2 separate regions of the Homo sapiens genome follow, and region 1 is linked to region 2. Evidence: read pairs that join two places in POLR2A ChIA-PET (ENCODE). Cell type or tissue: PC-9. All regions are shown on one strand. Links, peaks and the distances in the headings refer to the core of each region. The heading gives the core; the rest is flanking DNA. Region 1 overlaps TRIOBP (TRIO and F-actin binding protein). Region 2 has its middle 13 kb from the start of CDC42EP1.

The links. Peaks named below come from ENCODE experiments on the same cell type or tissue, not always from the same donor. Only the 100,000 strongest peaks of a DNase experiment are listed, where the experiment ranks them.
Region 1: POLR2A ChIA-PET joins it to region 2 with 7 read pairs; 1 of 35 experiments calls an interaction of 5 or more read pairs at or near these places.

The regions. Positions count from the first base shown.
Region 1 is chr22:37,774,086-37,779,448 of GRCh38, forward strand. TRIOBP (TRIO and F-actin binding protein) reads left to right here. Exons shown (of 24, transcript NM_001039141.3): 24 at 1-2,471. Among named protein-coding and RNA genes, the nearest start is that of H1-0, 28 kb to the right of the region's middle. In PC-9, for the core only: no CTCF peak of the experiment used is centred there; a DNase peak (open chromatin) is centred at 3,236; H3K4me3 peaks cover 644 bases; H3K27ac peaks cover 3,486 bases.
Region 2 is chr22:37,544,793-37,550,155 of GRCh38, forward strand. No RefSeq gene overlaps it. Among named protein-coding and RNA genes, the nearest start is that of CDC42EP1, 13 kb to the right of the region's middle. In PC-9, for the core only: CTCF peaks have their summits at 521 (motif pointing right) and 4,953 (motif pointing right); DNase peaks (open chromatin) are centred at 549, 2,379 and 4,999; H3K27ac peaks cover 1,649 bases.

The DNA of each region.
Region 1 (5,363 bases), core at 117-5,116, 230 kb after region 2:
AGATTTTTTTCCTTTTTTTCCAAAACACTTTATACTTTAAAAAAAAAAAAAAAAAGCAATTCCTGGTGGCTGTGTGCCTCCAACCCTGGTCCCCCTCTGTCTCCAGCCACCCTCTGCTTGGGCTTCTGAGCTGGTGGCCCTGGCCCAGAGGTCTGGCGGAGGCCCAGGCAGCAGCCATGGCGGGGTGTCTCTACAGGGGAGAGGCGGGAGCCTGCCACCCTCTTCCTGCCCTACCTCCTACTAACACTTCCTGCCCCATTTGGACCCGTACCATGGGGCTCAGGACAGAGGGAGCTAGCAGCTGGCCTCCATGGCCCCACAGCCTCCTTCGAGGCTGTGCTGGGTGCAGAACCGCCAGAGCCACCCAAAAGGTGTTTCTCTTCTGCTCCCTGAACCTCTTAACTTAATAAAACGTTCCAGCAGCTCTGGTGTCCTAGATGGCTGGCAGAACAGGAATGGAGATTGGGGTTTCTTGAAGTGGCTTCCCCACTCACACCCTACCCACACCCCACCCTTCCTAAAGCAGCGGCCTCTAGGCTTCTGAGGGTGGGGCTGAAAATCCAAGGTCTCCCTTAGTACAGACTGTGACGCCCCCAGTGTGGCTTGCAGGCTAGTGGCAGCGGAAGCATGTGGGAAATAGCAAGTCCAGTCCCACCCCAACCTACTGAACCAGCGTCTGCATTTTAACAGGGTGCCCCAGTGATTCACGTGACCTTCAAAGTCTGAGGAGCCCTGGAGTAGGGCCCAGGGCCCAGGCCTGAGAGAGAGGCCTGGGGCTAAGACTAGCCCTGACCATGACCTTGGGCAAGTCACACCCCTCACTGAGCCTCAGTTTGCTTCTCCATCAAATGGGTGTTTTTCTTTCAGTCCCAGTCCTCTCCTGAGGCTTTTCCCAGAGGTCATGCCCAGCCCTGGGCAGGGGTGAGGGCAGGGTTGTGGCTGCCAGGCACAGGTCCAGCGGGCTGGGAGTCCTCACCATGGCTGGCTGTGCTGATTATGGTTGCATGGGGCTGGGAAGAGGTCCCATTTCTGAGCCACAGAAACAGGCCACATCCAGTAGGGGTCCTGGAAGGCTGTGAGAACCCAGAGGAGACCCTGACCCAGCCTGCAGGTAGAAGACTGCCTTTGGAGGCAGCTTTGAAAGATGACTCTTCCAGATGGAAGAATCAGGAAGGGCCTTCCCACGTGGAGGCACCAGCAGGAGCAAACGTCCCTGGTGTGTTCAGGCAAAGAGCCACAGGAGAGTGACCTCGTGGAGTGGGAAGAGATTGTTTCCCATTCCCTTGCCAGGGATTGGTTGAGGAATGGACAAGGCTTGCAGTTCACGCAAGCCAGTGAAATGCGAGGGGAAGTCTTGGGAGTGGGGTGGAGGAGGTCATCTGGGAAGGGTGTCCTTGGTCTTAAAAAGAGGCACAAGAGGCCGGGCGCGGTGGCTCTTGCCTATTATCCTAGCACTTTGGGAGGCCAAGGCAGGGGGATCACTTGAGGTCAGGAGTTCGAGACCAGCCTGGCCAACATGGTGAAACCCCGTCTCTACTAAAAATACAAAAAATTAGCCAGACGTGGTGCCAAGCACCTGTAATCCCAGCTACTCAGGAGGCTGAGGCAGGAGAATCACTTGAACCCAGGAGGCAGAAGTTGCAGTGAGCCAAGATCGCGCCACTGCACTCCAGCCTGTGTGACAAGGGCGAAACTCCATCTCAAAAAAAAAGGGGGAGGGTGGCGCAAGGAGAGGACACCTCTCTCCTGGCCCTGTCGCCATCTTCCCTCATCAATAGCTAAAAATGGCAAAGAAGAAAGAGCCAGGACCCCGTGCCATCAAATCCTCCGGCCTTGTGCTGCCCTGTCTCGGCACTGCTTGCCTTAGGAGATCAGGAGTGTTCCTAGCCACTGGGAGATGGGATGCCTGCCACTGGCAGCTCTGCCGTCCATCCTCACCATCCCACCGTCCCCCCAAGACAGCTCTCCATCCCATCCTCTGCCTCCCTTCTAGCCTCAACCTAACTCAGGGCTCCCCCGTCTCACACCTGGGTTGCAGGAACATCCTCTTCACCAACCCCCCTCCCATCCCTCCTCAGGGCTGCCTAGGGCAGCTACAAAAACCAGGCCAGCCTCTGAAAGGTGCTCCACATCTCATTAAAAACCGTGAAATCGCACTGCCCCACTATCAGAATAGCTCAGAGGAGAAGGTCTGCCAGTACCAAGTGCTGGTGGGGATACGGAGAAGAGCAGCTCCCAGGCGCTGCTGGTGCAAATGTGCTTTGTTGCACCCACGGCAGGAAACTGACCAGCTTCTCATCAAGTTAAATACGCATCTACCCTATGGCCTAGCATTTCCACTCTTGCTTACACATCCAGGAGAAATGAGTCCTTACATGCACAAAAGGATGAGTACCGTAATACTCACATCAGCAAATAAACAATACAGCTGTGTGTCAGTAGTAGAATGAATAAATTGTGGTCGATTCATACGTTAGAATACAGCAATTTAAAAACAACTGCTACACACAAAAATGTTGGTGAATCTTTCAGACACAATGTTGAGCAAAAATAGCCACAGAAGAGTGTAAGGCTGTACGATTTTATTTAGGTGAGGTTCAAGAACAGACAAAACACGGTGATAGTGGTCAGAAGAGCGGGTACCTCTGAGCTGAGGGCATTGACCAGCAGTGGGCAAAAGGGAACATTCTGATCCCAGAAATGTTCTATATCATGGTCTGGGTTGTGGTCACGTGGGTACATACAGATGTAAAAATTCACCATGCCGGCCAGGCATAATCCCAGCACTTTGGGAGGCCAAGGTAGGTGGATGACCTGAACTCAGGAGTTCCGAGACCAGCCTGGCCAACATGGCGAAACCCCGTCTCTACTAAAAATACAAATAATTAGCCGGGCTTGCTGGCGCATGCCTGTAATCCCAGCTACTCGGGAGGCTGAGGCAGGAAAATTGCTTGAACCCGGGAGGCGGAGGTTGTAGTGAGCCCAGATCGCGCCATTGCACTCCAGCCTGGATGACACAGCGAGACTTTGTTTAAAAAAAAAAAAAAATGCCACGCCTTGCACTTACGATTTGTTCATTTTTACTATGTGTGAATCACGTCTCAATGGTGCAGGGGGTGGGAAGAAGCCTGCTTTACAAAAGAATAAGCCAGGGTTCCAGCAGGCTCCCAGATGAGCCACCTGGGAAATGGCCCTGTCACCGCGGCCGCAGGGAATTTGACCAAAACCACGTGGTTTGGCTGCAAGTTCTGGTCAACTGCTTCAGGCAGCCAGGCATGTGCTCTGTAAAGAAAACAAACTGGTTTCAGATGAACCTGCCAGGTCAAACCCTACCTGCTGCCTCCAGCTGGCTAGGTGAGCCTTACTGAGTCACATCTCTCTCTGGGCTTTACTTCCTCTTCTGATAAATGGGAACAATAACGTCTACCCCAGAGGACTGTGTAGGTGTTAAATTACCAACTGTTTCAGTTATCTATTGCTGTGTCGCCAACAACCACATATGTAATGGCCTAGAATACCACTTTTTAAATATTCATGGTCCTGTGGGTTGACCTGGCTCAACCTCTTTGTGTCTTTTTTTGAGATAAAGTCCCGCTCTGCCGCCCAGGCTGGAGTGCAGTGGTGTGATCTCGGCTCACTGCAACCTCTGCCTCCTGGCTTCAAGTGATTTCCTGCCTCAGCCTCCCAAGTAGCTGGGATTACAGGTGCCCGCCACCACGCCCAGCTAATTATTTATGTTTTTAGTAGAAATGGGGTTTCACCACATTAGCCAGGCTGGTCTCAAACTCCTGACCTCAAGTAATCCACCCACCTTGGCCTCCCAAAGTGCTGGGATTACAGGCGTGAGCCACCGTGCCCGGCCTGGACATCTTTCTCCACATGGCCACTTCACGGGGCTAGCTTGGGCTCCTTACAGCATAGTGGACTTGGGACAATCTGACTTCCTACATTGTGGTTGACTTCCCCCTAGAAGAGGAGTTCTGGCCAGGTACAGTGGCTCACGACTGTATATCCAGCACTTCAGGAGCCCGAGGCAGGAGGATCACTTGAGGCCAAGAGTTAGTTCGAGACTAGCCTGGGCAACACAGCAAAACCTCGTATCTACAAGAAATTAAAAAAACAAAAAAACAATAGCCAAGCAGCCCGGGTGAGGTGGCTCACACCTGTAATCCCAGCACTTTGGGAGGCCGAGGCAGGCAGATCACCTGAGGTCAGGAGTTCGAGACCAACCTGATCAACATGGAGAAACCCCATCTCTACTAAAAATACAAAATTAACCAGGCATGGTGGCATGCACCTGTAATCCCAGCTACTCAGGAGGCTGAGGCAGGGAAATCACTTGAACCTGGGAGGCGGAGGTTGCAGTGAGCTGAGATTGCGCCACTGCACTCCAGCCTAGGGAACAGAGTGAGACTCCTTCTCAAAACAAAAGCCAGGCATGGTGATGCATGTGCCTGGAGTCCCAGCTACTTGGGAGGCTGAGGCAGGATGATTGCTTGAGCCCACGAGTTGGAGGTTGCAGTGAACTGTGATTGCTGCCACCGCACTCCAGCCTGGGCAACAGAGTGAGACCCATCTCTAAAAAAATAAAAACAATAAAAAGTAAAGGGAGCCTCAACAGCCCCAAGTGGAACCTACGAGCTTCTTATGAATTTGGCTTGGAGGTGCTGCAGCATCCCTTCCATCACTTTAGTCAAAAATGAGTCGCACAGCCAGCCCAGGTCCAATGGGAGAGGCGGCAGCAGGGCCTGAGCGCCGGAGGTGTGGTTCACTGGCAGCCATCTTTTTCCTCTGTTTCTGCTTCAGCTACACCCCAGCTCCTCTTTAGTCCCCTATGTGGAATTCTCATTTTCTTCCCAGCCCTCTGATGTGCTTCCCTGGAGTCTGTCCTCAGCAATCCTCTGTTCTCTCGTGAAGACTTATTTATTTACTTACTTAGAGACGGAGTCTCACTCTGTCTCCCAGTCTGGAATGCAATGGCACAATCGGCTCACTGCAACATCCACCACCCAGGTTCAAGGGATTCTCCTGCCTCAGCCTCCTGGGTAGCTGGGACTACAGGCAGCCGTCACCACACCTGGCTAATTGTTGTATTTTTAGTAGAGACAGGGTTTTACCATGTTGGCCAGGCTGGTCTCGAACTCCTGACCTCAAGTGATCCCCCTGCCTCGGCCTCCCAAAGTGCTGGGGTTACAGGCGTGAGCCACCATGCCCGGCCTCTTGTGAAAACTTGATCTCTCATCCTTGGCTTTTGTTACTGTCTGTGCTAACCATCCACATCTGTCTCCAGCCCAGACCTTTTCCATGAACTCCTAAGACCTGGTCAGCCTCAGTCTTAAGGCTGCCATCAAGGCCCTGTCCTC
Region 2 (5,363 bases), core at 164-5,163:
TGAAGACTCTTCTGGTGAAACACCTTCCGCCCACCTGTCAACATGTCCTTGGGGTAAAGCCAACTTTCTCTTCTTCTCAATTAATAATAATGTTTCCTAACTGGAATTGGGTGCACACTAGTGCCAGGTGCTTTCTAAAATATAAATTAATTAATTTCATCCACCAGTAGCCCTCTGGGGCAATTATTTTTAGCTCCATCTTACAGAGGGGGAAACTGAGGCCAGGGGAGTTCATAACTCACCCAAGGTTACACAGCTGGAAATTTGGAAGAGCCAAGACTCTCTTCCCCACCACAGAACAGCCTGTGCGAGCCGCCCCAGCGCCTGGAGGCACCGACCCAGAGCGGGTCTCACAAGGCTGAAAACCTGGGGTCTTCCCAGGGCAGTAGGGCGGCTTCATGGAACTAGAGGCTGTAGTCCCAGTCCCAGTCCCCAGGCCCTTCCCCTCGCCAAGTCTGCATAGCCACATCAAATTGTGGTGGTTCCTTTACCAGGCTCCCCTCTGCCTTCCTGCCTGGGGCAAAAGAGGGCGCTCCAGAGCCACAGAAAGTCCACTGGGACAAATGACCTCATCCTTCCACCCCAGCCCTCCACTCCCTAAAACCTCCCCTCCTTCCCTCACCTGTGCCTTTCTCCAACCCTATCATGTCACTAGCACTTCTCTAGAAGTGCCATGCCTTTGGCCAGGTTGTTTCCTGGGCCAGGCACACTCTTTCACAATTTTAGGCTTCTATATTGAGAGGGTGGCCTCCTTCCTCCAGGAAGCCCTCCCTGGCTGCCTCCTCTGAGCTAGCTAGCTCCAATGTGCCCCCACGGCCTCTGGGGGATGACTGCCCCAAGCATCAACCATGTTGTGCCCTAAGGGGCTGGGGTCCGGGAGGGGAGACGAGGACAGGGGTCACCTACCTCCTTTTGGGTTAGGTGAGGGAGCGTGTGGGGGATGGGGCAGGCCTCCCTCTGCCCGGCCTCTTCTGGACCAGCGACCCTGACCCTCAGGCCCTCGGTCAATACCCATTGGGCAACTACAGGATCGATCGGCTGGGGCTGCCTGGAGGGGGAGGTAGGCAGGGTTGTTTGCTTCCCCAGGGGCACCTTTGGCCAGCCCCACCCCTCCGTGGAGGTCTCCCCTGCCGGTCTCAGCCTCTTGACGTCCTCACCCCTCCTCTGGGATTGTGCAGGCAGCGGGGGGAAAAAGAGGGAGGCAGCAGCAGATGGGGGCTGACCCGGGAGCTGGCTCAACGCCCTGCCCTAGGGATGGAGAGACTGAGGCCGCCAGAGCCTGGTCAAGCCAGAGCTGAAGCCTCCGGCCCCAGCGGGACGGGAAGGAATCTGGTCTCCTCCTTCCTGGCTCCCTCAGCCCCGCCCCCATCAGAGCTGGGGAGGCCCCGGGATGGGAGGAGAGGACTGGGGCGGGGCACCCAGACTTGGAGTGGGGCCTGGAGCCCGGGATGCTTCCTGCGGACCTTCAACTCCCACATTCCAGGCTGTTCCCAAGACTCCTCGCTCCTCCTCCCTTCTCTACCCATCCCGTGTTGCGGGCGGGGGCGCGGGTGTTAGTGGCCAGGGTCTGAGCTAGCTGCCTGGGGCCTGTGGGGGTACTCGGGGGCCCCTCCTAGGGAGGGATTAGATCTACACTAGAGGGGCTGCCCTGGAGGCCTGTCCAAGCACCACCCAAGGGTACTTGTGATTGTCGTAAACAGGAAGCCCCCCTTTCCCCACCGCACCATGTAGACAGGCCCTGTGTGTCCAGACGCTGCGCTCTGGAGGCCGGGGGCTCTTGACCTCCCCGGCTGCGTTTCCTGTTAGCTGAGCCAGAGGAGAAAGAAGGGGACTGAAATGGGCTGGACAGGGGAGGTGCCTCAGGGAGTGAGAGCAGAAGGGGAAAGAGCCAAGGAGTGAAAGGCCAGAGCTGCCTGGCACACAGTAGGTGGTCAATAGTCTGTGGCCTGAGGTTGGGTAAGAAGGGAGGGGCCCCTCTGAGGAGAGCCATACAGTTGCCGGGAAGAGTGGAGGATTCACCCCACTGCCACCAAGGCCTGGCACATAGTAGGTGCTCAGGAAATATTTGAGATCCATGTTTAGAGTAGGCCGGGAGGAGGCGTTCTTGGAAGAGAGCAGTGTTTCTGGAGAAGAAAATGAGGCCACCCCGGCCTTGCAGCCCGCTGCGGGCTCAGCATTCCCCCACCGTCCCTGTCTGGCCCCCGCCCCGCCCTGTGGCTGCCTGGGCCAGGCCACTGTCTCAAGGCCCTTTATTTTTAAAATCCCTGCGGTGTTCCTGCCCCAAGACTAAGGAGCAGTGCCAGCCAACAGCTCAGCCTGCGGCCTGGGCTCAGGGCCTAAAGGCGCCAGGGGTGGGGCATCTGGCCACCCCACAGCTGCTGGCCCAGCCGGCCTGCCTGAGCAGGGTGAGGAGGCCCCTGGAATGCCCCCACCCTGGGCCCGAGGCATTAGTCCTTAGTCCCTGGTGAAGGGACAGAGGCCCACAAGGGTGGCAAGCAGGCTTTGCATGTTGAATATAGTAGCTTGTTCCTCCCACATCTTCCAAACAAATACGGGCACAGCACCTACTGTGTGTAAGGAGGAGGCGCGAGCTGGACCTCGTGGGGTGACAAAGGGGTGAGACATGCTTTCTCTTTTCCAGGGAGTCAGGGCCTGCAGAGGAAACAGGCATCGCAGTTGTGGGCATTTCTTGAAAGAGCCACGGACTGGAATCTAAGAGGCCTCTGGGCCCCAGTCCTGGCTCCATCCCTTCCCAGCTGTGTGGACTTGGGCAAGGCATTTGGTCTCTCTAAGCTTCTCTACAAAGGAAAACAATCACAGCTACCATGGAAGGCTGCTGTCTGTCACTAGACACAGCGATGAGCAACGCAGTCACCATCCCTGCCCTCACGGAGGTTAATGTCATGGGGGAAGGTGGTCCCCTGAACAAGGTCATGGCAGTCACCAGAGGCACAGAGCAGCAGCACGGAAGGGAGGGTGCTGGGGGGCAGGGGTGGGAGAGAACTTAATTTATGTGTTTTGGTTTTTTGAGACAGAGTTTTCGCTTTTTCTGCCCAGGCTGGAGGCAATGGCATAATTTCGGCTACCGCAACCTCCACCTCCCGGGTTCAAGTGATTCTCCTGCCTCAGCCTCCCGAGTAGCTGGGATTACAGGCACACACCACCACACCCGGCTGATTTTTGTGTTTTTAGTAGAGACAGGGTTTCACCATGTGGGCCAGCCTGGTCTCGAACTCCTGACCTCAGGCGATCTGCCCACCTCAGCCTCCCAAAGTGTTGGGATTACAGGCATGAGCCACCACGCCCAGCCAAGAACTTAGTTTAGATCCCTGGTCCCGTAGGCCCCTGAGGAGGGGACGTTTGAGCCGAGCAGAAAACAGCCTCTCACTTATCTGGGAAAAGAGTATTCTCTGCAGAAGAAAGAGTATTCTCTGCCAGGGCCCTGAGGCAGCAGGTGACAGGTATAGAAATGAAAGGACTTTGTAAACCCTTGAGGGCTGTGCGCCTGGCAGGAGGTGCTATTATTATTATTATTATTTGTTTTTTTGAGAAGGAATCTCACTCTGTCGCCCAGGCTGGAGTGCAGTGGCGCAATCTCAGCTGCAAGCAACGCCTCTCGGTTTCACGCCATTCTCCTGCCTCAGCCTCCTGAGTAGCTGGGATTACAGGCACCTGCCACCACGCCCGGCTAACTTTTTTGTATTTTTTTAGTAGAAACGGGGTTTTACCATGTTAGCCAGGATGGTCTCGATCTCCTGACCTTGTAATCCACCCACCTCGGCCTCCTAAAGTGCTGGGATTACAGGCGTGAGCCACCACACCCAGCCTATTATTATTTGTTTGTTTTTTTTTTTTGAGACGGAATCTCGCTCTGTCGCCCAGGCTGGAGTGCAGTGGTGCAATCTCAGCTCACTGCAACCTCTGCCTCCCAGGTTCAAGCAATTCTTCTGTCACAGCCTTCAGAGTAGCTGGGATTACAGGTAAGCACCACCACGCCCAACTAACTTTTGTATTTTTAGTAAAGACGGGGTTTCACCATGTTGGCCAGGCTGGTCTCTAACTCCTGACTTTGTGATCCGCCCACCTCGGCCTCCCAAAGTGCTGGGATTACAGGTGTGAGCCACCGCGCCCGGCCAGGAGGTACTATTATTGTCAGTGTCACTATGTCAAGCGGGGAGGAGGCAGGGATGTCAGGCAGATCACACCACAGCTAAGAGCTGCCCCTGAACTCCCCTTCCCTTCACTTGCTCCCCTAGAGAATGCCAGGCTGGCCAGCCAGCATGTGTGGGCCTTTGCCCTACAAAGGGAGTTCACTCCGGCCCAACTCGTTTTTGCCTTTGATCCTCCCAACAGCTGTGGAGTAAGGCAGGCAGGGTATATTATCACATATACCCATTTGATGGATGGGGAAACTGAGGTGGGGTGCAGGATGGTGGGGGTGTCTCACTAAGATCACCCAGCTCATTCATGGCAAAGCTGGCCAGGTGTAGTGGCTCATGCCTGTAATCCCAACACTTTGGGAGGCTGAGATGGGAGGATCACTTAAGCCCAGGAGTTCGAGACCAGCCTGGGCAACATAGCAAGCCCATGTCTCTACAATAATTTAAAAAATTAGCCGAGCTGAGCATGGTGGTATGCATCTGTGGTCCTAGCTACTCAGGAAGCTGAGGCGGGAGGATCGCTTGAGCCCAGGAGGTCGAGGCTGCAGTAAGCCATATTCATGCCACTGTACTCCAGCCTGGGCGACAGAGCAAGACCCTGTCTCAAAAAAAAAAAAAAAAAAAAAAAAAAAAAGACCAAGCTGAGCCGTGCAACCAAGTAGCCCAGTTCCCAGGCTAATCCATTTGCTCTGAGGTGGTCCCTTGGGAAGCCATCCTTGACTCCCCCCAAAAAACATTTCCTGCTTCACCCCAGCATCTGTCCCAGCACCCACAAACCAGATGAGCTTCTTTCCAGCACACAGACTCCACCAGGAGGTGCCAGCCACCCCTCAGGCTCCAGCCAGAGAAGAATGTGGCCTGACCCTCCCCGTGGGAGCTCTGGCCAGCAGGCCTTGGCAGAAGTGAGGCCGGCTGAGTCAACAAGAGGCTGGCAGGGGCTCAAGCTGCCCACTGAGGGGGAGTCAGAGACCCAGAGGGGGCTGCCTATTCTCCAACTCTCACTCTCTGCGAGATCCCCCCTCCTGCTTGGTAGGCGCCAGCCAGCCTGGTTAACCCCTGCAGACCCAATCGAGGAATGGCCTGGTGAGAATCCACTGTCAATCTCCTTTGGAACGGTGGTGTGGGACTTCAGGTAGGTCGCTTCACCTCTCTGGGCAGTTTTCTTGCCTGTGAGATCCTCCACTTGCCCATGAGGATGTTGTC